2 separate regions of the Homo sapiens genome follow, and region 2 is linked to region 1. Evidence: chromatin contacts called from ENCODE Hi-C data. All regions are on one chromosome and are shown on one strand. Each heading gives the region's core, a stretch centred on a gene start or an enhancer-like site at or near the end of the contact. The rest is flanking DNA. Distances are from core to core; before and after follow the strand shown. Region 1 holds the start of SNRNP48 (small nuclear ribonucleoprotein U11/U12 subunit 48). Region 2 overlaps LOC101928004 (a long non-coding RNA gene).

What was found. Hi-C counts contacts between places; a loop is a spot of excess contacts on that map. Pooled maps may share reads with other maps.
Region 2: a loop to region 1 is called in a pooled map, with 6 times the contacts of the local background. The contact joins the enhancer-like site here to the promoter of SNRNP48 in region 1. A Hi-C loop is called at or near these places in 4 of 50 pooled maps.

The regions. Positions count from the first base shown.
Region 1 is chr6:7,588,850-7,591,574 of GRCh38, forward strand. SNRNP48 (small nuclear ribonucleoprotein U11/U12 subunit 48) reads left to right here and starts at 1,349. Exons shown (of 9, transcript NM_152551.4): 1 at 1,349-1,564. The coding sequence starts at 1,409. RefSeq lists enhancers at 1,106-1,845, 1,424-1,573.
Region 2 is chr6:6,748,839-6,751,538 of GRCh38, forward strand. All of the region lies in intron 2 of LOC101928004 (a long non-coding RNA gene), which reads right to left. Among named protein-coding and RNA genes, the nearest start is that of LY86-AS1, 130 kb to the left of the region's middle. RefSeq lists enhancers at 1,174-1,791, 2,412-2,700. Within about 2 kb of position 1,330, at least 27 of the 41 ENCODE cell types and tissues checked have a DNase peak (open chromatin) inside an H3K27ac peak, as active enhancers do.

The sequences.
Region 1 (2,725 bases), core at 99-2,598:
GGGCTTGAAAAAATTTTAAAAAGTAATATAAAATGGGTTAGATTCTAGGAGTTGAAACCATTTGGGGAAACTACAAGGGCTAATTCCAGGTGTTGGGTAGGAAATGTACAAAGTTAAGCTTGTGTTATCAAAGCAAGAAAGCATTCAAGGACTAATAGGGATACATGAAAGACACAGATGGCTTAATGTGGCTTCCACTGGCCACATTTGGGACAATTTGAGCATCAACAAGAATTATGATGTTAAAGGAGTATATTATATTGAATTAAAAAAAAACCTTAAATCAATAACTTTAAAAACACCTTGATTCCCATAGTGAAGCAAACACTAAAATGGAGGTGTGGAAAGAATGCCAGTTAATAAACATAAAAGGCATGATACTATTGCGGAATCACTTATAACTCCTAATGTAACAACAGATTCAGTGAAGGACTGTATCAAGGAGTTGGGGAACAGGTTATTCTTATGGACTCAAGGTATAATCCACAGATTGCTTACCAATTCCTAAGAGGAAAATGTACTATTAGAATGAAGAGATGTAGCCACCACCTTTACCAAGTGATCAAATTTAGCATTACTAATATAACTGAGTTATGCGTCCCCGTGAGTTGGCAACATCTCTTAGGTAGTATTGCAAAAGTGCTCAAACTGAATCTAATCATGAGGGAAACAAAATCTGACAAATCCAGAATGAGAGAGATTCTACAAGACAACTGGCCTAGGCTCATCACAACATGTAATGATTTAATAATTTAAAAAGGAGGGTGAAGGAGGCTGATCTGGATTAAAAGAGACAATAACTAATTATAGCTTATGAGTTGAAAAAATAAAACTGCTATAGAAATAATTTTGGGGACAATGGGGAAATTTGAATATGAACTGTATAATAAATGATTTTATGGACTTACTAATTTTCTTAGGTTTGATCATGTATTGCGGTTACACAGGAAAATGTTCTTATTCTTAGAACATGCATGCTAACATATTTGGGGGTGAAAAATCTGCAACTTACTTTCAAAGAATTCAGCAAAAATCATTGGGTGGGGCTGTGAATGTGGAGAGAAGAGACGGAGAGAAATCAAACCTGGCAAAATGTTAACAATGAGCTGAAGGACGGCTAAACGAAAGCTCATTGTACTATTTTTAAAACTTTTCTGTAGCTATAAGCCGTTTTTTCTGAGGAAGTCGAGGAGGGCGAATATCTTTCTGGAAAGGCCAGAGCAAATGCACGCAAGAGCTGAGAAAAGATTGGAAAACGCCTCTCAAAATAACAGTCCCGCCCTTCCCGGGACTCTTCCCTATAGGCTGTTCAAGTCACGTGGCGACTGTGGCCCCGCCCACAGCTCCCAGAGGCCTGCGCGTGCGGTCTGCAGTTCGGCCGCTTCCTCTTGGCGGGTGGGCTGCAGCTATGGAGGGCGAGCCTCCACCTGTGGAGGAGCGGCGGCGGCTGCAGGAGGAGCTGAACGAGTTCGTGGAGAGCGGCTGCCGGACGTTGGAGGAGGTGACCGCGTCCCTGGGCTGGGACCTAGATAGTCTGGATCCCGGGGAAGAGGAGGCGGCGGAGGTGAGGAGCGCGGCCGCGGGGCCCTTTCGGGGACTATCGGCCCGGGGTCTTCTCTGGAAGAAGGGAGATCCGCACTGGCAGCCGCGGAGGGAAGGGCGAGGAGTCCTCGTCCGTGTGCAGAGCCGCGATGGGCGCCTGGGACCCGAGGGGCGCCGGGGGCCCTGGAGCAACCCTGACGTCCCTGGGTTCCGGGCTGGGGCGCGCGAGGAACTCCCGAAGGCTCCACATCGACCTCCAGTGCGGCGCTCCTCCCGCGCAACTTCGAGTTTAAAGAAAACCGGGGGCCGGGCGCGGTGGCGCACGCCTGTAATCCTAGCACTTTGAGAGGCCAAGGCGGGAGGATCCCTTGAGCCCAGGAGTTCCAGACTAGCCTGGGCAACATGGTGAAACCTCTTCTCTACCAAAAGTACAAAAATTAGCCGGGTGTGGTGGTGTGAGCCTGTGGCCCCAGCTATTTGGGAGGCTGGGGTGGAAGGATAGCTTGAGCCCAGGAGGTCGAGGCTGCAGTGAGCCGAGATCGCTCCACTGCATTCCAGCCTGGGCGACAGAGCAAGACCCTGTCTCAAAAAACAAACAAACAAAATCCAGGAAGGTGTGTTGAGTGAGGAGGGAATGGCAGATTTGGTATTTATTTAGAAAATAAGTGAACGTGTCTCAGAGCGCTGCAGAGGGATTGGCGGTTTGCATTGTCATCTGTCATACGGATTCCGCAGTTGCACCAGATTCGGTGTCAGGAGAGCTGGGAGTTTGCCAGTTCGCCTTTCTGTGCCTTAAAATTGGACACTTCTGACTGGGACAGCACCAATTCTAGGATTATTAAAGGTTGTCACCAAGAGGTGGTAACTGGCAACTCCTGTGGACATTAGAATTGCTTTTTTAAAAATGTAGGCAAGTGTATTTAGAGTGAACATTCGTGATTTTTGTTTTTTTGTGGGGTATTTTCGGTGGAATGAGAGGAAGGGAAGTGCTCCAATGTGGGGTAATTCATTATCTTTACTATTACTTCTGGGTTTACCATGCTGTGATAATTTCTCCTGGGTTTAAGTTACATGACTGATTCCTCAGAGGCATTTAAAATATATTTGATTTCTGTATATACCATTCATTGTTTATTGTATTAAAAGCACAGAGGAAATTAAAAAATCTTTAATATTCATTTAG
Region 2 (2,700 bases), core at 80-2,579, 840 kb before region 1:
TCGTTTGAGCTCTGCTAGGGAAGGAAACGCGGAGCGTGAGGTCCCTCCAATGCCCGGCACCTGCAACGCCTCCTGTCCAAGGGCTCTGAAAACACAAAAATTGGGACCATTGGAAAATGATTTTTAAGGTGCTCTGATGTAGAAGAAATTCCATCACAAACATTAACCTGTTTCACAAGAATCAAATATTTACTATTGTGTTTCATGGTGGCTACTTTTTAAGTCCCTTGCAAATTAAGGTAGGACAAATGTTCTCACAAAATAAACATTCTCCTGTCTTCAGAAACCACTGATAAATAGTCCAGGCCGATGGATCCTTGCCTCTCCTCAGAATAAGGGAGGGCTGTTATTTTAAAGCAGCAAATAGAACAGATCCTCAAGTGCCCTGGCGGAACAGAAGGCTGGACTGTTAAAGTCTGTGACACTCTCAGTGATGACGTTGGTTTCTAAGGGCTGCAGCAGCCATACCCAAAGAAAACATTTTATATATGATGATGTAGTAACTATACTTCAAGTCTTGACTTAAAAATGTATAATTCAACAACAAAATTACAATTTCTCTGTAAAAGGAGCACTTTTTAAAAATCCAAGCCACTTACACTGGTTTGAAAATATTTGGGGGGTCTTAACTGCTTCTGAGGCTATAGCAAGTGGTTTCTCATAAAATCAGACCCAAGGGAACTCTCTGAGAGGACCCTAGGCACTTAGATTTTATTCCGGGTATAATTTATTCCAAACAGTTTAGCAAAATGATGGTCACATTATAAGAGCATACTCTGGATGCAAAATGTCCAGGAAAGACAGAAGTAGAGGTGGGGTCCAAGAAACAATTCCAGTCTCCTAGAAACCATGCCTTCTGCTCAAGCCAAGTGCTTCTCCTGATCACGTCCTCCTGGTAACTCCTAGCAGCTGCGAGCATTGGAACATAGTCTTACCAGTTCCGGAGCCACCAGGCACCTTCTCTGAACGTCTGAACTATCAGCCCCTTCCCTCAGAGCAGGCCTGCAGGGACTCAGCAAGGCTGGGTGCTGGAGGGCCACTCTGTAGGTCTGGCCAGAGGGAGACCACACCACCCAAAGAGCCATTCAGCGACCAAGGCTCCCCTGAGCGGTCGCTGCTGGTGACACAGGCCCTTTGCTGGGAGAGCCCAGCCCTACTCAGAACAGAAGGGCTCACTGCTCCAGCCTCCAGCCTTCAATCCCAGCTGCAGCTTTTCAGCTCTAGTTTTCCCTCCAGGTTATCTTCCCTCTGTGGCTTCCAGCGGGTCACCCTGTGATGCTGCAGTTCCCCAGTCTTTGCAAACGGGGGAGAGATGACTACTGACTTCCGCGATGATTCATGCTGGTTGTTTACAGCAGAGACAGAGGCAGTGCGCTGCCTGCACGTCTTGGAATTAGCTGAGCTGTGAGGGTGCAGCGAGGCCAGCACCGGGGTTCCCGGGTATGCCAAAGCTGGAATTGTGCTGCTCCTCTGCAGAGGTGCAGGGGGAGGGGGGAGCAGGGATACAAAACCTTGCCGGTCAAGGAACGCAGTGTTCCTGGCCCTGTCTGGAACCTTCACAAAGCAGGTGGGAAGGGAAAGTGCATGGGTAAGACGGACTTCCCAAAACAGCTTCTGCCAAATGAAATAAAGAATATCCAGTTCCTCCTTTTTAAATAAATAAATATATATATATATATATATATAAAATTATGAAATAATTTAAATACGTAGAAATATGCAGAAATAATAGATCAAAGGCCCAAGTACCCACTCATCAGCTTTAACATTTTGCTGTCTATACTACAGATTTTTTTATTTTCAAAAACAAAAATGTAATCAGTCAAGCAAGCACATGGCAGCTCCTGAAGGGATTTGATGTTGAGCAATCGCAATATCAAATGAGCCCACCTCCAGTTCTCCGCTGAACGGATCAGCTCATAGGTGTTACTTCCCTCACCCTGCCACCCCCGAGTCTCTTCTGTTGCTTGTGGGACACCGTGGCGAGAGCTCCGGAGTCCAGACTCCACTGTGGAGACTGACATGGTTCCCTGAGCTCCCTGCTTGGTCTCCTGTCCTGCCTGGTCTGAAGTCCTGCCTACGAAGACTGATGGCACTGTACCAATGCAGCAGCTTCCAAATCACTGAGCAAGCAGCCCCCAGCTTCCCCTCTCCCCCTGAGCCCACCTTCTCTCCACGCTCCCTTGTCCCAGGCTGTCCATAGGCACCATTTGGCTCCAATTCCACATCATAAGCGTTTCTATGAATATAGGCTTTGTGGAATGTTTATTCATAGGACATTAATCCCAGAGGGGAATAAAAGCAGTGCTGTCCATGACATTATCTGTGTTAGCCTTGGATTGTCTGCTGTAAAATGCTAATTGCAGCCTCTGGAGTTGAGAAGGTGTTTGTAGGAAGCCTGAACAGGGAGCAGGAGGGCAGGCAGAAGAGGCAGCCCAGCCTTCTAGGATGCCAGGGCCCTCAGAGGAGGAGGAAGGCCTGAGGCCAGGCAGCAGGTAGACAAGGCACAGAGCCTGGTTCTGGAGCTGGGCCTGGGAGGAGGCCTTTGTACTGCCCAGAGGAGGGGCCACAGTGTCCCTCCAGCCACCTGCTCACTGGTTTTACCAAAGCTGGTATCCACACATCCCAAGGGTCTCCTCAGAGCCCATGCCGCTGAACAAACCCACGTTTTTTAAAATGAGAGTGACACCAGCCTGCCCA